2 separate regions of the Mus musculus genome follow, and region 1 is linked to region 2. A link is a loop called in an ENCODE intact Hi-C map of the cell type or tissue named here. Cell type or tissue: left cerebral cortex. All regions are shown on one strand. Each heading gives the region's core, and the rest is flanking DNA. Links, peaks and the distances in the headings are about the cores only.

Region 1 (12,579 bases), core at 2,891-10,890, 62 kb after region 2:
TACTGCACTTTAAACACCAAAACCCCAGCTTCTCCGTGAAGATTTGATGACGTGACTTCATATAACCTGCGAGGTTACACACACTTCCACAGAGGAGGAAAGACGGGCATGGGGGCCTTCAGAAACTTGCCCAGCACCCCAAAACTATTTAGGGGTGGAACTAGGCTTTGGATCCCAACTTCTCACCCCAGGATGTGTTTCATAGAAGCAAGGGGAATCTTGCTGAAGGATGTTTGTTGGCGCTTTCCCACTTTTTTGAGACAGGGTTTCTCTGAATAGCCCTGGCCATCCTGGAACTCCCGGGACCACGAGACTCCAAAACAGACAGGCTGGGAACGGAGCAGCCAAGCCTTCAGCAGACCATGGAGCCACATCTGCAACAGGTGAGCTTGTGCCTGCTCACTTTGATTGGCTCAGCTCTGGTCACATGTCTCTGGGCAACCCAAGAGAAGAAAAGTAACTCCTTGTATTTCTCAATTTGTGTTTAACAAAATATCCCAAAATGTAGCTTCTTAAGAAGAAAGCAAATCCTTCCGCCATGGCTTCCATGGCTCAGGGACCCAGAGCAGCTCGGCTGAAGGGTTCTGGGCTTGAGCCTCCTGTGAGGTCACAGGCTGTTCCCTGTAGCCAGTTACCTGAAGGCCTGACTGGGCTTCTTGCTGCTTCCTTCATCCTCTGCTTCCAGTGGGGTCTGCTTTAAAGCATCTCCCATATGCTGCTGGCTGTCAGCCAGAGGCCTCGGCTCCATTTCTGCATAGGTTTCTTGAGATCCTTCTGACAAGACAGCCTCCTCAGGATGAGCAGTCCAAAGGAGGGCAAGTGGACACATAAGAGCAAGCCTTAGCTCTTATGATATATACCCTTAATTCCTCAATTTCGTTTTGTCATCTGGGTCATCCCTATTTTATGTGGATGAGGCTATAAAACAGATGTTCACTGGGGTCTGCCTTAGAACCCCAGTACCACATTCCCCTAAAGGAACCTAGAAAGTAGCTGGGTAGGTGAAAAGCACACACACATGTACACACATGCACACACATGCACACACATGCATACGTGTACATGCATGCACACACGTGCACACATATGTACACACATGTGCACATACATGGATGCACATGCACATACATGGATGCACATGCACACACACATGCACATACACATGCACACACACAGAGGAGGATGGACATCTAGTTTTCTGCAACTAAAGTAGAAAACAATACTGTTTATTTCACAGGGTTCTCTTGGCTGGACACTTTTCCCATCATAAGCAAGAAACAGACGGTAACTGTTGAGGTTGTCTACTATAGTTAACTTGCTGGTCGCCTTCCAGGCTCACAACATACACCTGGGTGAGTGCCAATGGCCATTTGCTGGCTCCTGATCAGTGGTCTCCAGTTCTTCCCCCTCTTCCCTCTGGCCTGTCCTCTTCTGCTTTCTCTTTTCTGAGGACTCAATAGCTGTCTCATGGTGTCTTTTCATCCTTCTTGTATGACTCTTTGTCATCTTCAGTTTTTCTTCCTGAGATTTGACAATTTACACCGTCACCTGGAAATTTTATCTGTACCCAGACGTAAACAGTCACACACAGGCAGACCCCAAGATCCTCTCCTACCATTGTAAGTGAATGCAGATGAGCTCATCTGAGCAGGGTATAATAACTGCTACCGTAATCTCTAAGATGAATGTATCATTTTGTAGTTGACAAAACACTTTCATATATTATCAAGTGACAGAATCCTGCCCTGGTCATCAGACAAAATTTGTTTAAGTTCTAAGATGCCCCAGTGGCTGCATGAAGACATCGCTTGTAGACGATCCTGGCTTATCTTCTGCTCTCCTTTCATCTCAATGCCACATGTCCCACTCTGAGAATCAGTTGCTTGCAGGAAGGGCAGTACACGGTTACTCACTTTCCCCCTCTGTGTGTGGTGTACATGCATGCACGTGTGTGGGCATAAGAACTCCTGCATGTGCACATGGAGTGACAAGGAGCAGGCCGGGGTCCTACTCTATCACTCTCTGCCTTCTTCTAAGACAGGGTAACTCAATGAATCTTGAGCTTGATTAGTAATCAACAGACCCCAGCAATCCTTCTGCTTCTGGCCCTACAGACTGGATGAAGCAGGAAAGCATAGAGAATAGTTTAGCAACTTCGGACTCCACTTGGCTTGGGCTGTGCACACACTTCTTTTAGAACAGAATAGAATGCTCCTAGCAACCTATTTGCTGCCCTAGAACTTCCACTGCATCAGGCTGCACCCATTCTCTCCCCTGAACCATGGCACAAACTTCTCTTCCCCTTAAGGACAATCAAACTTGGATGATTTTTATTCAAACAAGTTCTCAATATATCCTAGTCAGAGGGTAAGAGGGCTGATCTTATCTGAACTGGCTTTGGGTGCATGGTCAGTAAGGGAAGATCATGTTCTCGACTGCACTTTTAGGAGGACTCCCTATTTACTATCTTATTCGGATGCAACGTTAGGTGTGGGTGTGGTTAAAATCGAATGCTTTATAGGGAAGAATGGATATATCAGAAAAAGAGTCACATGATCTAACCTATTCATCAAAACAACCATTCTTATTATGCCCTTTAGAAACCAAACTTCTTCTGTTGAACCCCCAAAATAATAGGGGTGCTTGGGTATCTTCAACCATGTGGTCCGCTGCTCTCTTGCAGCGTGTTTTGTTCTATAGCTTTGCTTTGAATATCTCCTTCACTACGTTTGCAAATCTGTGTGAGCCTTTGTTTCAATTCCTTGAAGAAAGGCTGAGAATCTGGAAACACCTGGCCCAGGCTCCAAACGTTACATTAGAATTGCAGATTGTGTGTGTGTATGTGTGTATGTGTGTGTGTGTGTATGTGTGTATGTGTGTGTGTATGTATGTGTGTGTGTATGTATGTATGTATGTATGTATGTATGTATGGTGTGGCCAATCTTGGCTTTTTATTTAGGCACTGGGAATTCAAACTTAGGTCTTCATGTTTGCACAGCAAGGGCATTGCCTAACAAACTATTCTTGCCTGCCCCCCCACCCCCCACGGCCCCATTCAATTATTTTCAATGAATATTTCTATCTATGTACACACTCTTTACTTCATTTTGCATCGTGCCGGGGATGGAACCCAGAACTCTGCACATGCTAGGCAGGCCCCTTACCACTGAGTTTCATCCCCAGAACTTTAAACAAATATTTCTAAAGAATCGTCAATATATCAATCAGACGCCATCCCTGCCCTAGTGGAACCTAAAGTTTTCAGGGATGAGAGGATAGTTGGGAACGTAAAAGAAATGACGTTAAACCAATAGTCACTCTAAGAACATTTCATCCTGCGCTGTGCCCCCTGTTGCTGTTGAGGAGTGTCAGGAGAGTGTTTTATAGAATAAGTGGACCGATCTCTCTGAATCGCTTGCCCCAGCTTGTCCAGACAGGTGGACAGACCAGCCAGTTTCCCAGGTTCTTGCAGCAACCACGTGATTCAGCCTATGGGGCTCAGCCAATGGGAGTCGCTGACTGGCCAGTGAGGGTTGGGGGGAAGAGAGAAAAGCAAAGGTCGATTCTGTTTCCTGCCCTCCCAGTGCTGGATGGCCTGAGGCCTGCTTGGACCAGATCCGTTTTCTTTCTTTCTTTCTTTCTTTCTTTCTTTCTTTCTTTCTTTCTTTCTTTCTTTCTTTCTTTCTTTCTTTCTTTCTTTCTTTTTCCCTATCTGCCCGGATCAGAGTCCCTGTTTTAAATTCAGCTGACTCAGTTTCCCTAGATGGCCTGGGATGGCTCTAATCACCCTTTGCTTTTTCAAGCCCCGACCACTGCCTTTGCCAGTGGCTTGCTCCTGTGACTGAGTTGGGCTGTGACTTCCTAACAGACAGGGTCTAACTGTTCCCTGTCTTAGGTCATGGCAAAAATATGCAGCCCTAGGCTGAAGGCGGCGGTGACTGACAGCATGAAACGCCGGGGACTGGGGAAGGATGACGAAACGGAGAGCTTTAGAAAGTCGACTTTCTCTAAGAATCTCATGTTTCTGAGCTCATTTCCTTTCAGTACTAGCCTGTCGTCTCTGGAGTCCCCTATTACCGGAGCCCTTGGAGTCCCCTACTCCGTGGTCACCTCGCTTCAGGGCCACCGGAGGAAGAAGGTCTACTCTTGCTCCGACCCCTGCCATAGTTTCCATCCCTGAAGTGCTGTGGTTTCCAGAGAGCCCTACGTGGGCTGAGGAGACACAGATGAAGTGTTCTAACACTAAAAGAGATTTTACCAACCTGGAGAATGGGCATCAGAGTGCTCACGTGGCAATCCGAGGCTGAAATGGGAGGACCAGAGGAGGAGAAAACGGTTCCAAAGTTACCCTATTCCCCAGAGACTCTTGCATCTCTGAGGCCAAGACCCTGATGGTCCACCTCTCGTTAAACAGTGCACGCCTTTAATTCTAGCATTTGGGAGGCTGAGGAAGGTGGACCTCTAGGAGTTCAAGGCCAGCCTGGTCTATAGAGTGAGTTCCAAGACAGGCTGGGCTATCTATACACAGAGAAACCCTATCTGGAAAAACAAAAATTCTAATTTTTTAAAACAAATTTTATTATTAAAAATCTTGCAAATGAATAAAAACATCACACTCAAAATGAGCCTGAGTCAAAGTTTACCCATCATTCATTATCCAAAACCGGCAGCTCAGTGGGTTTTAGTCCCTTGGTCTGGCGTGGTGTGTGCGGTCCAAGCAGGATTAGGACCAGTCTGCATTTTCAATGGAAACAAATGTTACTCTCATCTAGCCCTCTTCACAGAAAGCCCAGCCTTCTTAGAATGGCAGCCAGAAAACTCCACACTCTCCTAATCCTACAGTTCCCCGCTAATCAGACGTCTAGACAAGAGCGGTCTCTGTTCCCTTTCCTGTTAGCAAATCTGCCCTGACAAGTCACATCCTCCGCTGATGCCATTGAAATGCTCTCCATTTGTTCTGCGGGCCTTCTGAGACTTGGCTCTGGAAATGCTATCAGTTCCTGGATCAGCTCCATTCTCTTAAAAATCACGTTTGGATATTCCTCCTCTTAAATTGCATCCTCTGGAGAGGAGCTCTCTGTTCACAGAGCGGTTAGCACTGCGTTGAACGAAGAAGAGTGCTATGGGGTTTGTGGGTGCTTGGTCAGAGACATCCTTCATGCATGGGTCTGCTGACTTTGGAGAGGACACTATTTAGCATGGGCCTATTTAGACAACACAATGCGCGGCCTTAGTCTGGCGTGGAAAGCGGGGTGGAGATGTTTCTGTTTCGCCCGTCTCTTGGAGATGGGACTGGTTACTACTTGGTTTCTCTCTGCGCCTGGCTATATCTAGCAAGGGTGGCAAAACCATACCAAAGAGGCTTAAAGTAAAGGTTAATTTGCATATTTTAAAATGAGCACCAAAATCATGGGAATCAAAGGCTGTGGGAGGAGCTAGAGAGCCCGGACACTGGTTACAGAGATCTTTCTGTTCCCACCTCTCTCCCGCCAAGTGCTCTGCAGCCCACCCCCTCGGCACATCGATCAGAATCTGGCCAGCCTATTTGAAAGACAACCTATTCTGAAAAAGTAGTGCATGTGTGAGATGCAGTTGCTCCCCCCAGCTGGGGTTTTCATTTCCATGGTTTCCGTTTCAACTTTTGTCTGAAAATGTTAGATGGAAAAATAGTCTCCCCAAATAAATAATTCATACATTTTACCACATTTATCATAACATGTTATAACCGTTTCTATTTTATTGTTAGCTGTTTTCATTAATCTCTTACTGTACATAATTTATAAACTAGATTTTATCTGGACACAAATATAGATAGGAAAACATAGTAAATATGGGATCTATATTACTATATCATTATAGCATATATATTCTATACTATATATTATAGTATTACCCCATAGTGCAGCACTGAGGGTCTGGAAATGTATTTCCCACACTGGGAAGGGGCTGTCACACCCTACTCCACACTGACAAGATACATTATAAATCAAAACATAATAAAAATGTCGTGCTTCACCAATGCCTGGGGACACAGCTTTTTCCTAGAGCCATTAGGTGTGGGTACCAAGTGACTCATTGACTACTGCCACCGTCTATGAGGGGACTTTGCTCCCTGCCCCTGGGCTGCCCTCCTCCCATTTGCTGCTGCTTTCGCTCATCTAAGGGATGCTAAGGTTTCATCTAGCCCCCTGCAAGTGAGAGCGCACACCCTCTCCACATCATCACCAGACAGCGCCTTTAGAGCTCTGGCGCAGCTCAGGAAGCATCTCATAGCAGACTGAGCCCAGATGGGAGCCCTGTAGTCCATAGAAGAGCTCATGCCAGCACACTTGAGCCCATGGGGGCTGACCCCACCAATGGTTATTGAGTTTGCATATGCCGTTCAAGTATCCTTGGGTCTTTTTAGAAGCCATTCCAAGATGAGTCGTGATTCATAGGTTACAGACACAGGCCAGCTTGCAGGAGCATTTGCCTATCGAACATGCTTATTCCAGTCTTTGGAAACACAGGATAAGCCGCCATAACTGCAAAGCCCTATCTACCATTTATCTGGCTTCTCTTTTTCTTTTTTAAGCTATTCTAAAAAATGATATCTTTTAGCACCCCCAGTGATGATCATTCTGGAATACAGTCATCCTCCACACCCAGCGGGCCTTGAGCTGTATAGTAATTTCAGGTAGGAACAACAATGGCACCCTAGAATATTATCCATCATTGCAGCAACGTCACAAAGGGAGAGAGTTATATCTCAGTTTCTCTCTACATAATGGGAAAAAGCAAGCTGCAGGCAAAGTTTTGAATGTTACTAAATTTGTTTGAAATGATCCAAAGGTTACCTGGGAGGCAGCTTTGCAATGACAAATATCAAAGGGATCATTTATATTCTCTTGTATTTGATGCGTCACTGGTGGAGAAACCAGTTATCAGTAACATCTCGAGACCTCCATCAGCCTCAGTGACCTTGTCTCTGAAATGGGCGTGCCATGAAGACCAAGCGACAGAAATGAAGGTCCTGGGAACAAGGCTGTCCACAGACACCCAATGCCCGATGCATGCTTATCCCTCACTGAGCCCAGTGTCACTCAGCCCCAAGCCGCGGAAACACATGGCTGTCGGGAAAAGAGCTGGCTGCCTTCCTTGTCTCTCTTTCCTTTTTCATTTTGTCTCCACAGAATGGGAGCGAGGGAGGGGGAGGCAGGTCTCCTGCCTCACAAAAGGCCAGTGTCTGTGGGCCTGCAATGTCTGGGAGGCCCATTAGGCTACAAGGCAGCCCTGCCAAGTTTACATATGGTTTTCATATCACCGGGCTTGTTGTTTTGACTCCTGTGAGCTCTCTCTGCAACAACGTCTCTGGAGGAAAGGAAGTGCAGGCAGACTGAAGGCCAGGGCTGCAATGGCAGAGGCATCTAAGGTACAAAGCAAATAAAATACCTCCGGGGCCGTGCATAGTCCCCGAGATCTGTCCCCTTGGGTTGCTACCTCCTTGCTTGCCTTCCAAGTCGTCCAGCATCTGGTACCTTCTGGCTTCCAGAAGACTCAGTCATGTCTGAGCTTTCTTCCCAGAGGAGGTCAGGGAGGCAGAAGAATTTGGCAGATGAACAAAAGCCATTAGCAGCGTCTGGTCTGATGTAGGTGGCAGCACTTGGGAGTCCACAGGCTCTGAGGAGCCAGTGTGGACTGGTCCTTCTGTTAGCTGCCCTTCAGTAGGTACACTCTAGCTTAGCTGGTGGGAAACGAAGGTGAGTTGAACAAACCGGTTCTTTCCAGGTCTTGCACAGAGTAGGCTTCCAGTGGAGTGTGGGTGCACAAGGTAGCTGCAACAGTAATGATAATGTATGGAATTGTAGTCATCTGTGTGCGTGTGCATGTGTGTGTGTGTGTGTGTGGGGTACATATATGCACAGCATACATGTGGAGGTCAGAAAACAACCTCAGGATGCTATTTACTTTGCCACCTTTAAAGGTATTTTAAAAATATCTATACATGGATAACATATTCAGATCCAATTCGCTGTCCTCTGATTCCTCGCCTCTCTCCCATACTTTTCCCTTTGAACTCTATGCTCTCTCTCTCTCTCCCTCTCTCTGTGTGTGTGTGTGTGTGTGTGTGTGTGTGTGTGTGTGTGTGTGTGTAATACCTACCTGCCTGATAATAATTTCCATTTGACAACTATTTCTTGGGAGCCAACCATACACCTAGCACTGTACTATTCCTGAGCAAAACCAGCAGGAGCAGCTGCCGATGATCACATCAGTATAGCATACACGGTGTTTATCTTCATCCGTTTGCTCGTTTGCCCCATGAAGGAAATGCTGTAATCACCCCACCCCCACCCCCATTCTTCAAACCAAGAAGCTGAACTCCAGAGAGGTTAAGCACACTTTTAATTGCGTTTTGTTTTGAGATAGGATCTTGCTATTCAGCTCAGTCTGATCTAGACCCGCCATCCTCCTGCCGTAGCTCTCTGAGCACTGTGATTACAGGTGTGAGCCAATCCAACTAGCGTTACACTTGCTCTAGATAACATTACCAGACTAGGAGCCACACTTTGAGCTGCTATATGTAAATGGAGCCAGAGTCAGGACAACATTGTGTACACCCTAACCGCAGCCTGAGTCTTCCACCGCAAGACTTTTGTTGTGCAAAGCTGTGTCTAACATTAATGAATGGTTTGTCCAGCTCTGGCTGGCTGGGCAATCCTGGCTATGAACCGAGCACCTTGCCAGGCTCTCAAACTGTGGTCCTTTGTGTTCACAGTTTTCCCTCCACTGACGCTTCCCCCAGGCCAAGCAAAGGGAAGGGATCTTCAGGTCTCTGGATCTTGATCTCAGATCACAGTCCCCCAGAGCCAGAGAGCCACTGGTCTCATAACCAAGACCCTATCTCTTCTATGACTTTAAGTCACCACTTCACAGTGACTCTTCTGCCTTGCTTCGCCTTACCATGTCTGTTCTGGATGTGGAAATCAAATGATTTTTGCTCACTGGGAAGGTTGCTCACTGGATGGATCCTTGAGCTTGAAAGTGACCAGCTGTAGGCTGTGGCGCCATTGTGAACAACTAGGAACGCATAGCAGCATCAAGCATGGGAAGTGACCAATGCCAAGCGCTCCAGAGACGCTGCACTTATCACTGATGTACTCCAAGGTGGCTGAGAAAGTCGGTGGAGATTGTAATGATGGAAGTGGTTGCTCTGTGTCACTGAGGACAAAACAGAAGTAGTCACAGATGCCAAGCCACACAAGGTAGATGAACAGAAAACCATATATCAGTGGCGCTTGACTTTCCTAATGCCATGATCCTTTAATACACAGTTCCTCATGCTGTCGTGAAGCCCAACTGTAAAATTATTTCATTGCCTCTTCATAACTGTAATTTTGGTACTGGGATGAATCGTAATATAAATATATGATATGCAGGATATCTGATATGCAACCCCCCAAAGGGTCATGACCTATGTATGGGTTGAGAACCACTGCCTTAGAGTGGAATAATGAAGGCCGTCTCAAGACAGCAGTATCAAAGGCACACACCTGGGTAAAGGTCTTGGCTAAGAAGCACGCCAAAGAATATCTTTCAAGAGATTATGTTGAGCATCAGGAAAGGCTCAAAGAGATGAAGGTCCTGTGAGTGACACAGTTTGGTAACCTTCAGTGATAAAGCCTCCGTAGATATAACTGCCACTCATGAAGGCAACCATAGCCTCTGAGTGACAGAAACATTGTGTAACTTCTCAGGCAGCCCAAGGTGGGCTCTTTGGTGGTGGATATTTGGTCAATGGTATTCACCTTGCTGGTTGGCAAATGTTTTAGCTGTTATGGTGGTCTTGGTGGCACCAATGACAAAGATAAGACAGGGTGGTAGAGGGGGTGACTGGACATGAGAATAATGGAGGTAACAATTATAAAATATTGATCTTAAAGTTTGTTTGATGAGGGGCTGGAAAGATGAATCAGAGGTTAAAAGTACTTGATGTTCTTGCATAGAACCCAGGTTTAGTTCCCGCACACAGAACCCACAACAGTCTTTAACTCCAGTTCCATGGGATCTGATTCTCTCTCTCTGTCTTTTTTGGGGCACCAGCCATACATGTAGTGCATATATATTCATGTAGACAAACATGTAAATAAAAAAATAATTTTTTTTCTAGAAAAAAGGACCAAAGTATCAGAATCAGGAGATTTGGATTTTGTGGAGGCAGAGGCCACTCTTTGAGCAAAGCACAGTCCAACGTGGTGCTGGTGGCGCCAGGAAGCAGTGGCAGCTGCGACAGCTTTAACCAACATTGGACAAGATGAGTGGAGTTGTGACAGGGCGACTGCAGCCACTCCCCAAAAGATCTGAGTTCAAATCCTAGCTCTGTTTCTTGCGAGCAAGATGACTGAAGCTGGTTTCCTTGGCTTCTCCTGGACTTGCTTTCCTCAAATAGGAATCCTATGTACCTTGTTTGCATTACCCAACCCACAGGAGGGGCCTAGTAAATTATAGTTATAACTATTCCCACATACGAACCATCAAGCCCTTCCATTCCAAGTAGTCAGAGTTAGAGTTAGGAGTCTTAGAGTTGGGAGGGGCACTGCATTTCAGGAAAATCGGCTGATGCAAAGATCACAGGAGAAGCAAGTGGTAGCGGGTGGAACTCAGAGCTAAAGGCACAATCAATCATCTCCGCTCCCCTCCACCTCTCCAGAAAGTGTGGTGTGCAGCCATTGCAAATGCAAATGCGATTTTTCCTCTGTCTTCCAGCAAAACACAAGAAATGCAAGGAGAGGATTTAGGAGCTCTCCTAAATCCTGCCCCTCCCCCCCACTAGGTACCCCGCTGCATTTCAGCAGCCTGGGCCCAGCCCCTCAAGGAGACTGTTCATTGTTTTGATTTCTTTTCTAGTTGCTGAGACAAAAGTAAATTGAGAAAGGATTGATCTGTGCTCACGTTTTGAGGGGACAGGGTCTATCATGGTGGAGAAAGCATGTTGGACTTTGCATTTAAAGTCTTCTCACATCTCTGGGGACAAGAAACAAAGACCAGAAGGATATTGGTCTGGGCTATAAAGCTCAAGGCCATCCCCCAGTGGCCTACTACTTCTAGCAACTCTCCACCCTTTGGGAACCATGTGTTAAAATGCAGGAGCCTACAGAGGACATTTCACTTTGGCCCATAGCATTCATTTACATGTGGGGGGATTTAGGTTAGAGATCTCTTCCTTTTCCAGCCTGCCTTCCATTTCTCATTTATAAGTACCTTGTTCTCCTTCCTGGTTGAAGTGTGTCAGTAAGGGAACTCTCACCTGCTCTGCTCCTAGACTGGACATGTGATGTAGGCCTAGCCAACTGACTTTTTCTCTCCTTTTGGCCAAAAGGGTTGTCTTTACTTGGGAATGTACGTATACCACCCAAGCAGGGCTAACCAGATAGATTCTGAAACTTTTGATGGAGCGATGGGGAAAGGGGATTGTTGCCTCTGAGGCTGATACAATCCTGGAGCTTCTGAGGAAATAACTTGACTAGAGGAAAAGACAGATAAAAAGTGAACAGGCTGAAGGTCCATATACCTGCGGATATCACTGTGGTTTGTAGACCCAGCCATGTCTGAAGCCAATAACCCTGCTTTTCCCATTAAAGAAGCCCAGAGATTCATCCTCTTGATCCTCAAGTCACATCTAGTTAGGCTGCTGTCACTCCCCCCGCCCCCCCCCCAGAAGCATCTCGTTTCATTTGAAAAGAGACTCTGTTCCTATCTTGCCCAGGAAACCATTTGTCTACTTGGTAAAATGGAAATTGCTCCAGTCGCCCTCCTCTCCTAGCTAATGGAGCTGTGCTTTAGTGCTGAGCATCAAAGGCCGACACGGTGACGAATCTGCTCTGTCTCCAATAATGAGCTAGGATTTAGGGATTTAAGTTTCAGTGAGAGACGCGTGAGCAGAGCTGCTGCCTGATTCAGCCTTTCCGTGGAAACGGCTATTCATCTTCTTAAGCAGCTAGACATCTGCTGTGACATCATGGACAGCTTAACGCCCATAAAGCCACTGTCGTGACATCAATATTGACTTCCCCAAAGCACCCTGTGCTCACTGGGCTTCATAGTTGCAAACTGTTTGATCATGTGCCATATGTCATGCACACAATAAAGACAAACTAGTGCAGAATTTGGGGCAAAGCAGTCTAAAAATTCTTCCTGATTTCACCTTTCTCACCCAGGTAAGTGTTGAGTGTGGTCCTGCAGAAGGTGTTGACACAGTTTTGAAATTATCCTCCGCTGCCAACTTCCAGCGAGAAAATAGCAATGTATTTACATATTCCCTCACACGAAGTTCTGAATCTTAGCCACTTCAGATGACCAGCTTGTCTTCAAAAGAGATAATCTTTTCTCGTGGATGGCATATCACCCACCCAGGAGTGTACAGAGGATACTCTGTAAACTCTCAGCCCCCACCTGCACTTCGGTTTCTAGCTCCCTGCCAATATAAAAGCCCTCACACGAGTACCAGCACACTGATGTCTGCCAACTTTGGGGACCTTGTACGTGCACATCTCATTCTTTGGTTTTTCTACACTCTTCTACCTCCCAGCCTTGCCCATT
Region 2 (12,579 bases), core at 1,858-9,857:
ATTCCATAAGAACTTAAAATGTTTAGGTCCAGTTGAAACCCTGGGCATAGGCTCTAGTAAGAACCTGGGCCAAGCTTTCAGACACAGAAACAACTTTGGAAAGACTTAGAACCCAGTGAGAACGTGGGGTAACCCTTAGGCCTCAGTGAGAATATGTGAAGATCTCAGGTCTCTGTAATGACCTAGACACCAATGATAATCTGAGAAAGGCTGTAGGCCCCAGTACACCTGGGGAAGCTTTAAGGCCTACTACGAACATGGAGAAATTCTGAGGCCAATTGAGACCCTGAGGAGTTCCTTAAGCTCCAGTGAGAACTTGTAGGTTTTAGGGCACAGTGAGAACCTGTGGAAAACCTAAGACATCAATGTGACTAGAAAAGACTTTAGGTCCAAGTGAGAACATGGAGAGGAACTTTAGGTTCAGTGAAAATTTGTAAACTGATTTACACCCAATGGTGAAGCTTTAGAATGCTTAAAACCTCACCGAGAAATCTTTGAAGTTTTAGTCTCCTGTAAGAAACTGAGGAAGGTCTTAGATACCAGTCTAGAAAAGCCCAAGTCCCAGTGAGGAAATGAGAAAGGCCTTAGGCCTCAAGGAGCATTCGTGGACGGTCATAGATTACAGCATGTATCTAACAAAGCTCTTAAATCCTAGTCAGAACCTAAATAGAGTTGTGGGCTCCAGTGAGGACCTGGGAAAGGCCTAAGGTCTCAGTGAGATGTTGGAGAACATCTTATTGTAAAGGCCTTAAACCACATGGGGAGCCTGCAGAATGTTTTAGGTCACAGTGAGAATGTGAGGAAGGTCTTCAGACCCAATAAAACCCACCGAAGGTCTTACCGGGGGGGGGGGGGAGGGAAGGAATGACCCCGTAGACTCCATAGACTCACATGTTTGAACGTTTGAACATTAAGGAGTAGCACCACTCGAGGGGGATTAAGAGGTGTGACCTTGATGGAGAAAGTATATCAATGGCACTGGGCTTTGAGGTCCTGCAGATACAGATGTAAAACTCTCGCTTCTTCTCCAGCAGCATGTCTGTCTGTGTGCTTGCTGTCTTGCTGCCCACAAGGATGGCAATGTGCTAAACCTCTGAACTATAAGGCAGGCCCAGTTAAACACTTTCTTTTTATAAGAGTTGCTGTGGTCATGGTGTCTCCTTACAGCAAAAGAACACTGACTATGATCTGATAATATTATAAGGAAAACAACCACCAGTGAGCAAACTATTAGTCTTTACTAATATAAAACATCCTATATTATTCTCCTGACACTCGGAATCTAGCTGGGAAAGGAAGCTTGCATATACCCAATGGCTGTGTGTGTGTATATGTGTGTGTGGTGTCTGTGTGTGTAGGGGGAAGGTGTGGTATGTGGTGTGGTGTGGTGTATGTGTGTGTGTTGTGTAATGTGGCGTGCATGTATATGTGTGTTATGCGCATATGTGGCGTCTGTGTATATGGGGAGGTGTGGTACGTGGTGTGTATGTGTTATGTGTATGTGGTGTGTGTGTGTGTGTGTGTGTGTGTGTGTGTGTGTGTGTGTGTGTGTGCGTGGTAAAATGTATGTGATGCTGGCACTTTGGAGGTGTTAGAGGCAGGAGCAGAAGTTCAAGGACATCATTGGCTACATAGGGAGTTTGAGGCTTGCCCCGGTTTCATGAAACACTGTCTCGAGGAAATAAATGTTATATAATATAAAACATCTCCTTTTTTTGCCATTTATAAGCATACAATTCTGTGGCACCAAATACACACACAATGTCATACAACTCCAGAAGGTTTTCAGCCTTCTAAATTGAGAACTCTATACCACTAAACAAATCTCCCTGGTCCCCTTCACCTGTCTACTTCCTGTCCCCAAGAGTTTGACCATGTTCACTGCTACAAGCAGGAGCACACATTTTGTTTGTCTTTGCCCTATTTCACTCAGCCAAGATTTACCCACGTTGTGGCACGTATCAGAATTCTCTTCCTTGTTAAGGCTAGACACTGTCCTACTGTATTTCACACACCGCATTTTGTCTACCCATTTGTTTACTGATGAGGACTAGGGTTCCTCCTCTGGGCTAGTGAACGCTGCTGTGATGGATGTTGTTTACATGCTCTTGCATAACACATACTTGTTTATTGTATTATGTGTATTTATTGTTTATGTAGGTTACACAAACCTCTAACCTGGAATTTGTATAATATAGGTAATAGGTTGGCTTTGTGTTTCTCTTTGTGTCCTTGTTTCTCATTGAGACATGGTCTTACAAAGTTACTCTGGCTGTCCTAGAACTCATTCTGTAGACTAGGCTGGCCTTGAATTTACAGAGATCTGCTTGCTTCTGCCTCTCAAGTGCTGAGATTAAAAAGGCATGCACCATCATACACAGAAGGAATTAGCTTTAAGGTTCCTTTGAGATACTGGCTATAAAGCCTGGACATACTTTTGAATTCCCTGGGTCTTGAAATTCTCCCCCTCTATACCACACTCCAAATCAACTGTGTCCTTGGAAGTGGGACTCAGGCTTTAGTGTCAGTTGTAAATCTTACCAAGTGATTCAAATGTGCAGCCAAGTTTGAGAATGGCTGCCCTAAAAAATTAATTAGTGAGCACTTGTTATGGTTGGGATATAAAATGTTCCCCCATGGGCTCATTTGCTGAGTGCTTGGTCCCCGGCTGTTGGCAATATTCTAGAGAGTTAGCTCTGAATCTGTTAGGTGGTGGGGGCTGGGTGAAGCAGGTCATTGGGGTGAGCCTCTGGGGGAAACGTGTCCCTGTCTCTCCTCTATCCCTCACTCCTTTCTCTCCCTTCCTTCCTTCCTTCCTTCCTTCCTTCCTTCCTTCCTTCCTTCCTTCCTTCCTTCCTTCCTTTCTTCCTTCCCTCTCTGCTCCCTGTCAGTCAGGAGGTAAAGAGGCTCCTCTGTCACGAGTTCCAGTTTCCAGAATGTTCTTGTATGAACTAAGCAAGCACAAACTGATCACTCGGAATCCGTGAGCTAAGTAAGCCTTCCCTCCTTTCCGTTGTCCACTTGGGTATTTTGGTCGCTGAAATGCAGAAGTAACATGATACTGTCTCACCTGCTGTTCCCTACAGTTAGTGGACAGGCAATTCCATTGGCCTGCCCTCAGGCCCCTAGCAACTGCTTAGGTCATCATCTGTTGCTCGCTGCCAGGTGTACAGGTGTGTGCTGCAGATAAATAGGGCCACCAGCCACCCCAGTGCAAGCTCTCCCTGCCTTTTCCCTGCACACACCTGCTTTCTCTCCCCTCCTGGCTTTCCTCCTGTCTGTCTGCCTGTCTACACATCCACTTGTCTGCCTCTATCCCTTTCCCAGGCCCTCAATCCTCTCTCCTCCCCAAAAAACTTCTTTTACACCAGGTCTGTTGCATAACTGCTCAGAGGCACACCCTGGCATGGGCCCACCGAAGGTACCCCCTTGCCACGTTATATGTCATAATGCCTACACATTCCATAGCATACCATGGACTTGCAGACCATCCAACCCAATTGAGTTGAATTGACTTCACTTTCTTACCTTCAAGACCCTAAGATCAGAGAAGTTGATATGGCGGCATATGCCTGTGATCCCAGCACTGGGGAGGCTGAGGCAGGAAGATCATGAGTGCAAGATCAGCCTGGGATATACAGTAAGACAATGTCTGGTCTGGCGAAACCCACCATCACCACCAAAGGAGAACCATGTGGCAAGTTTCTGAGCAGCCCGGCACTCATGGTGAAGGAAACAGGCTCTGGCAGAGGGCTGCTAGATCCTGTATGCTGAAATGTGCACTACAAACCAGGAATGAGACTCTAGACATGTTAATATCAGCACTAAAAATTAATTCTAACACAATTGGTATTTACTGCTGCTCGTGAATATGTAAAGTATTCAGAACAGTTCCTGTCACACAGCAGATGCCATCTCTGTTCTAGCTTTTAGATGCAGTAATGGGAGTCTGTGGGAAGGGAATTGATTACATGGGGCATTGTTGCTTGGCCTTCGGCTAAGATCTAAGGTGAATATTTGAAGACCATGTTCTTCAGCACAGTGAGACTGTCGTAGTTAAGGTTTCTGTTGCTCATGAAGAAATGACATGACCACAGCAACTCTTATAAAGAAAAACATTTAATTGGGGCTGGCTTGCAGTTTCAGAGGTTCAGTCCATCATCATCATGGTGGGAAGTGTGACCGCATCCAGGCAGACACTGTGCTGGAGAAAGAGCTGAGGGTTCTACATCAGATCAACAGGCAGCAGGAAGTGAACTGGCTTGAGCTTCCATGACCTTAAAACCCACTCTTGCAGTGACACACTTCCTCCAACAAGACCACACCTACTTCAACAAGGCCATACCTCTAAATGGTGCCACTCCTTATGGGCCAAGCATTCGGACACATGAGTCTATGGAGGTCAAACCTATTCAAATCTCCAGAGACTGAATGGTACCAAGGATGAAGTAAAAGAGGGCCATTAAATAGCTAGATGCACTGGAAATTCTGAAGCCTGAGACTAAGTATTTTATATGCCTATTTATGTGTGGATTCATATAAAATTGGTGTGTTGGTACAATGCTAAATACAAATATAGAGAAGATGTCTATAAAAAGCCATAAGAATGGGAGAGATATAACTTGACTTACATAGTGCATAGTAGGGCCTGTATCTGAACCACAGCACTGTGGAGGATAAAAATATCACTATGTAAAAAATAAGCGAATTTGAATATGAAGGAATATACAAAAAAGAAAGGCTATTATTAGTTTTTAGAGTCAATTATGCACAATTAGAGAATTTCAGTGGTTTCATAAAATTTTACTACAGTGAGTTAAAATATAGAAACAAACACCGCTATATTGTTCCAAGCTTAAATGAATGAAAAATTATTAGGGAATGCTTGTTATGAGGTTGTTTGGTTTGTCTGTTTTCTGTCAGGCTCCTGGCTGGCCTGGAGCCCACAGAGATCCAGCTGCCCATGGTGGGATTAAAAGCATGCACCACATGCTCACATGCTCCGAGGAAACGATCTTTATAGCACAGTTGGAAGGAAGTAATCGTCCATCCACTTTGAGGAATTCAACGGAAAGGTACTGGAGGACCTGAGCAGGTACCTTGTGATTTTAATGGTCTCTAAATGGAAACAAAACAACCAATAAGAACATATGAGGGGGTGGTAAGGTAGCTTGCCTGGGAACAGTGCTTGCCTTCCAGCCTGCACACCTAAGTTTGATTCATCCTCTGATCTCTGTGCGTGTCTGCATATGCAGGAATGCACAAACAAATAAACGTAATGACAACAATCTTAAAGAGTGCATGATGTTTGCAAAGTCAAGATAAGGTCCCAGAGACGACTTAGGTTCAGAGTTCTCACTGCACACAATGGAGGACCTGGGTTCTAATAACCGGCACCCAAAACTAGCAATAGCTCTTTGCACCGTAATCCCAGAGCTGACAACAAGCAGAGTTGGGGCAGAACGACTGCTGGGGCTTGCCGGTGGTCAGCCTCACCATAACTTAACACAGAATGCTGAGTTCTGGGTTTAGTGAGAGGTCCCTGTTTCAAGGGATTTAAGAGCATCTGAAGACTTCCTCTTACATCCCACCCACCCACCCACTACACACCACACATCACACACAATACATCACACACACACACACACCATGTATCACACACATACTCACAATACACCACACACCACATATCACTCACACACACACACCACACCACATATCATATATCACATACCATACACACCACACATATCACACACACCACATACCACATATCACTCACACACACACACACACACACTCACAATACACCACATACCACACATATCACACACACCACATATCACATATCACACATCACATATACACCACATACAGATACACATATACCACATATCACACATCACATACATACACAGGCAAGCATGCTCACATATACCAAAACAAAACCAAAAATAACCTCTCCCACCACAAACAAAACAAACAAAACCCCCAATTATCCTGGTAGAGTCTCCAAACTTCCTAACTGGTCCTCTCTTTGGCCAGGCCCTTTGCCTGTTCTCTTGCTTTCCTAGAAGCCCATCCTAGAGCCTGGTAGGGCAGGGTCCTGTCAGAGATTTTAATACGACCATGACAACTCTCGCGATGTCACACCCCGAATCACCTTCCCATGCTGCTTACATAAAATCCAAATCCCTAGGCAGATCTACTTGCCCCCACCCCCAGACTCCTCCCATCCCATCCCCAGAGCTAGCATCACTCTTTGGCCCAGCTGGTCCCTCTGCCCCATTATATTCATCCTCAGCCTACTTCACAAGACTGGATCCTTTTTATCCATTAAATCTCAGCTTAAACGGTTCTTCCTTTTAAACACCATATGCAAACTCTGCATTTAAATTAGGCAAAGATGCTCAATGCTTTTCTGTATGGCTGCCACTGATGCTTGTTATTCAGTACACACTCTCGGAACTCCAGGGGACAAGGCTCTAGTATCATCATGCTCATCTTTAGCAAGTTAACTGAATCCCAAGACTTAGGTAAGGACTCTAGCGGGCAGCAGTCAAGTGGCTTAGCAAAACTGTCACTGAATTTCCTGCCCTGCTGTCTGCAGCACAGCTTGCTAGTGACCCTGGTCACATGATCTGCTGGTTGTCACCCCAGTGCATTGCAAGGTGCCACTTCTTTGAGAATTATCCCTTCTTGACAGACTATAAGATGATGGTTTGCCTGCTGTCTATGTCTAGCACCTAGAATATGTGTAGCATATGCTATGAACTCTGTGAGTGCTTTTGTTCAAGTCGGGCCTTCAGAGAATTGGCTGAGGTCTCTCCACAGCAGAGAGAAACCTGCTTTTACTGTTAGAGTTGTCTACAGAGTTAAATGTCAATCTTGGCTAAACACTGTCCTCAAAGGGATATCTAGAACACTTGAACCGTTTCCCGGTACCCCCAAGCTCAGTCAAGTAGACACATAAAATACTCTCAGAGTGACTCAGGGGAGGCATATAGAGTGGCCAACTGTGCAGAATGTGGCCTTAGGTTCTATTAACACTTTATGGGGGAGGGTGCAGGGAACTGGAGAGATGGCACTGACTGGCCTTCCAGAGGTCTTAAGTTCAATTCCTAGCAACACATGGTGGCTCACAATCATCTGTAATGAGATACAATGCCAATGCCCTCTTCTGGTGTGTCTGAAGACAACAACTGTGTTCTCATATAAATAAAATAAATAAATCTTGAGAGAGAGAGAGAGAGAGAGAGAGAGGGAGAGAGAGAGAGAGAGAGCTTTATAGGGAACTTAGGGGGCTTGCTTCTCTTGCAGAGAACTCAAGTTTACTTCCCAGCTCCTATGTTAGGAGGCTAACAACTGCCTTTAACTCCAGCTCAGGAGATCTGAAGCCCTCTCTGGCCTCTGTGGGAACCCACATACATGTGGCACACAGATACATACACATAAATAAAAATAAATCTGAAAAATAAATCTTAGTAAGATCACTTGGCGAGATGGAGGCCATGTGAGTTTCAGTGAGCAGAAGCTTTGGTGAAGACGTTGAGGATGACGAGGCGAAGAGAATGCTGAAATATTCAAGGGTATCCGTGGAAAGAGGGAAGTCAGGGAGGAGACTGAATGGGGTAGGTTGAAGGGAAGAGGATAATCTAATTGCTTATATTTCTAAATGAAATGGGATACAAGCTCATCTGATAGAGGAGGCCTAAAAATATTCTGAGAAAAATCACAAAGTATATACTGGCTCAGGAGTTTGTTTGCTTGCTTTTGAGATTTTGAGACAGGGTCTCATGGAGCCCAGGGTGATCTCAAATTTGCTTTATAACTAAGGATGATCCAGCACCCCTTGATCTTTTTGCCTCTACCTTAAAAGTTCTGAGTTTATAGGCATGTGCCACCCACCACCCATAGCTATGTCCATGATGTCGGAGAGCACAAACTAGAATCGTGGCACAGATGGGGACATTTGATCTTGGCTTTATGATCCTGAAATTGAATGGTTCACATTTAGGCATTAAGTTTTAGCCACGCCCAAGTAGCAGGCCAGGAAGGCCAACCAGAGCTGCCTTTATCAGGTAAGTACAGCGGGTAAAGAAGGTGGGGGATGGGAAATAACTATCAATATTGATTTTTGTTTAAGTACAAGTTCAGATTCTTTGCATATCCTTGTAAGGTTCTTCACTGAATAGACAAATGGGGAAGATATTTTCCTATTATTAGAAAGGCACGAGAGGGTGGAATATTTTCTTAAGATATACCCTCAGTAAAATTACTCAGCCAAAGAGAATGGGGTTTTAAATATTCTATTATACATGTAGCAAGTAATGTGATCTCGCTTGAGGATTTACTATGACTGTAAATACAGAAAAAAAGTTAGGACAATTACGTTTTAATATACACACATTTAAGTTGAAATAGAAGCTTTAAATGTCATTTTAAAAACATCTTATTGTGAATTACAGTTTCACAGAAACCTGCAAAAACAGTACAGGGGTTCCATGCAACCCTTTCGCAGATTACCCACACTGCATGCCACCAGAGCAGGACATGGCACCAATTCCCATGGTTCCAAGCCATTGTGTCACAAGTAGATATGAACAATCTGTGAAACTGATACAAAAATCGGGTCCTGATGAAGATCTCAAAAGTCAGTCAGAGCATCCCACCCGGTTGGGAAGACACAAAGTATCAGGACCAGAAGATACAAAGTATCAGGACCAGTTTCCCAGGAGACAATTACATTAGTATGCATTGCTCCAGTTGTAACAATGTGCGCAATGTTTTTGTGGATCCGCCCACTTCCTTCACCTTTTTATTTTGCAGACCTTGCTAGTAAATTAGGAGTTATAGAGCTATTGCCAGGGAATATTGAAACTGCTCTGCCTAGCTTCCGGTTAAGATTGCTACATTCAATCTTACTCTAATACACTCAAGTATTATTTTATAAAGTTGCAAGAAAGTAGCCAGAAAAGTCAAACTTACCTATTTTCCAGTAGTCAGTCCATCTATGTAACATTAATGCTGAGCAAGGAGAGGGCTGGAGAGATGGCTCAGAGGTCTCTGCTCTGCTCTGACCTGGCTGCTCTTCCAGGACCCAAGTTTAATCCCCAGCTCTCGAAGGGCAGCTGACAACTGTAACCTCAGGCTCAGTGGATTGGACATCCTCTTCTGGCTTTCCTGGGCATCAGACACAACACACATTGCAACCGTACACATAAAAATACATTTTAAAAAATTCAAGAGAGGAAACTATTTCAAAGCAAATTAACTGGGGTTTTTGTTTGCTTCCTTTGACTTTGTAACCAGATCATCTAACTTCCAATAATTTTAAAAGAAGCAACTATGCAAGCACATATGCAAATCTGAGAGCAGACTAAACTTTTATTCTTTCATAGTCTTAGGGCCACACATGTGAGCCCCAAGAATCTATGCATGTGAGCTCTTTTTTGGAGACAAAAGTCTCACTAAGTTGCACAGGCTGCCCTTGAACCAACTCTTTATAGGCAGGCTTTGAACTTGGCATCCTCATGCCTTGGCCTTCCAAGCAACACAGACTACATGGTTTCAGTCCTTGACCTGACTTTTATTTTTGGGTTTTGAGACCCAGTCTCACTCTTTAGGCCAGGCCGGCCTTGAACTCAAAGGCACCCCTCCCTCATCTTTCCTAACTTTTGAAAACAAAGCTTAGACGAGGCACCGCAAAGCTGAGGGGAAAGGCAAACTCTATCGGAGATAGGACATTTATTTCTCACAGGGATACAGCTTCTCCATCTGAACCTTGTAGAATTCTAAGCGCAGCGGAATTGAAGATGCTAAATTTCAGGTGATTGGAAACAGGGCTATCTGTCACAGAAATGAAGCTACAAATAATACAGGGGCGAGAAGGAAGGTCACTGTGCTGACCCAAGGGGGGTGGGGGTTGCAGTCCGAATGCCCTAATTTAAAGTGTTCTAGATATGCAGTATCTGTGTATATAACGATTAATTTATGTACATCTATATCCTACCTATGTCCCTGAGGGAAGCTATGTGTGGATACAAGGATGCATGGACACCTGATTAGTGCAAACACCAAGTGCATCTCATGCCCAGATCTTGGTTTTAAGATGTATGTATGTATGTATGTATGTATGTATGTATGTATGTATGTATTAAATGTAAATGATACTCTATCTGCATGTACACCTGCATGCCAGAAGAGGGCATCAGATTACATTACAGATGGTTGTGAGCCATCCTGTGGTTGCTGGGAATTGAACTCAGGACCTTTGGAAGAGCAGCTGGTGCTTTTAACTGATGAGCCATTTTTCCAGCCCTCAGATCTTGGTTTTAATTTTTTTTTTTTTTTTGTAAGGCATGGACTGTGGTTTTCTTGTTTGGGTGGTTGACGTGCAAGAAAAAAATACAAGATGAGCCTGGAAGTTTGTGCTGAACCCACAAAAGAAAGCCAAGAAGGTCAACAACATCCAGGAATCAACTTTAAAGAATTCTGAGAGGTCAAAGCTGGAAGAACATAGACAGAAGTATCAAAGGACAGAATTACATGACAAAGAATATATATGTAGTGTACACACACACACACACACACACACACAAACACATATATCCATGGAACCCATCTTGATAGAGACTTGAAACAGACCTTCCCAATGTAGATGGAAATAGAAAGACCAGCGAGCTGGCTAATAAACTTTTGTCAACCAGTGTACTTTGAGTTTCTTCTGAAGCATATGTATTAAAAAGATCCAAACTCCCCTTCCATGAAAGCTGGGGTTTGTTTGGGACTGAATAAATGGCTTAGTAGTCAAGAGTACTGGCTGCTCTTGCAGAGGACCTGGATTTGGCTCCTGGCACCCCACATAGCAGCTCTCTCTCTCTCTCTCTCATATGTGTGTGTGTGTGTGTATATATATATATATATATATACACACACACACACATATATATATATATACGTATATATAATGTTTTCAAAAGTTGAGTTTTTTTACATATTAAAAACATCTTTTATGTCCATCTTTAGAGATTTTGGAGCTATTTTCCACAGCCTGCAAGGCAATACAAACAGAAGAAACAATAAACCCAGCACCCTATGCCTTCCTTGGGATACTTGATACGAATTTCCAATCCTCCCAATAGACATTTTTAACATTCCACTGTCAGCATTCCTTCCTTCTTCAGGGCTTAGAACCTTTTTGAGCTTAGAATTGGACATTGTGACATTGCTTAAAAACGTATCATTAACATCGAGCACTAAAAACTGAATCCTTTAAAAATGGGTTTTCAACATACGAGATTTACTTTGCCTCACACAGCATACTGTATTCTTCAGCCCAGGTTTATATTTTGTTTTGTTTTGTTTTGTTTTGTTTTGTTTTGTTTTCTGTTATGCTCCACTCTACTGGATGTGTTCACTTTTTAGCCTCCTTTGACAATGTCTATATCTGAATGGATAAACCTACCTCTAAGAATGTGTACCCAGGCTATGTGTGTAATTTGAAACTTTAAGCTAATAAAGTATGAGTTTGGTTCAATATTCAGCAGTTTGTTTATATCTAACTTCTTTGTGAGATGGGATCTCACTGCCTAGCCTTTACTGATCTTGTATTCAACATGTAGACCAGGTAAACTTCAATCTCACAAAAGTCCACCCACCTCTGACTTCTAAGTGCCAGGATTAAATGTGTGCATGACCATACCTGGCCCTATATCAATTTATTTGTTATCTGTAAGTACACTGTAGCTGTCTTCATACAGAAGAGGGTGCCAGATCTTGTTATGGACATTGCGAGCCACCATGTGGTTGCTGGAATTTGAACTCAGGACCTTCGGAAGAGCAGTCAGGGCTCTTAACCGTTGAGCCATCTCACCAGCCCCTATATCAACCTTTTAAAATGTTTATTATCTTCTTTGTCCTCCTTTGTCCTAGTTGGCTTTAACTGTCAAGTTGACACATCTAGATGTCAGCTATGAACATCAGAGATGAAAGCCTTGATTGAGGAGTTGCCTAGATAAGATTGGCCTATGTGCTATGTCTGGAAGGGGCTTGCACTGCTTGTTAATTGATGCAGGAGGGTCCAGCCCTCTGTGCATGGCACTATCCCTAGGCAGGTGGTTCTGGACTGTATAGGAAACGTAGCAAAACATGAGCCTATAATCACTCATGGAGCATGGTTCTTCTTAAGACTTCTGCTTCAGGTCCCTGTCCTGACTCCCTCAAAGGTCATTCATGACCTGGAATTGTAAACCAAATAAAATAAATCCCATTCCTTATTGTGATGGCTATTCCCACTGTCAGCCTGACTATATCTGGAAATGGAGGACACACCAGTGATCCAGATCTTGAGGGTGTAAGACTCAGGCTTTTGATCCAGATCTTGATGTGGAGATGACACAACCTTGTGATCCAGATCTGAAGCAAAGTGGCCATGAAAAGTTTAGGCCCAGGCAAGGTGGCACATATCTTTAATCCCAGGAGATAGAGGCAAGAAGATTGAGGCCAGCTGAGGACAGAGCAAGTTTCAAGTAAAGAAAAGCTTAGGTCCAGGTGTAGTGGTACCTTAATTGGGCCATA

The links. A loop is a pair of places that touch in the nucleus more often than their neighbours do. Peaks named below come from ENCODE experiments on the same cell type or tissue, not always from the same donor. Only the 100,000 strongest peaks of a DNase experiment are listed, where the experiment ranks them.
Region 1: it touches region 2 in a loop (2.7-fold over the local background); 3 of 42 quality-filtered maps call a loop at or near these places.

The regions. Positions count from the first base shown.
Region 1 is chr5:74,168,485-74,181,063 of GRCm38, forward strand. No RefSeq gene overlaps it. Among named protein-coding and RNA genes, the nearest start is that of Gm32002, 13 kb to the left of the region's middle. In left cerebral cortex, for the core only: no CTCF peak of the experiment used is centred there; DNase peaks (open chromatin) are centred at 4,948 and 7,117.
Region 2 is chr5:74,107,897-74,120,475 of GRCm38, forward strand. No RefSeq gene overlaps it. Among named protein-coding and RNA genes, the nearest start is that of Snora26, 21 kb to the left of the region's middle. In left cerebral cortex, for the core only: no CTCF peak of the experiment used is centred there; a DNase peak (open chromatin) is centred at 6,448.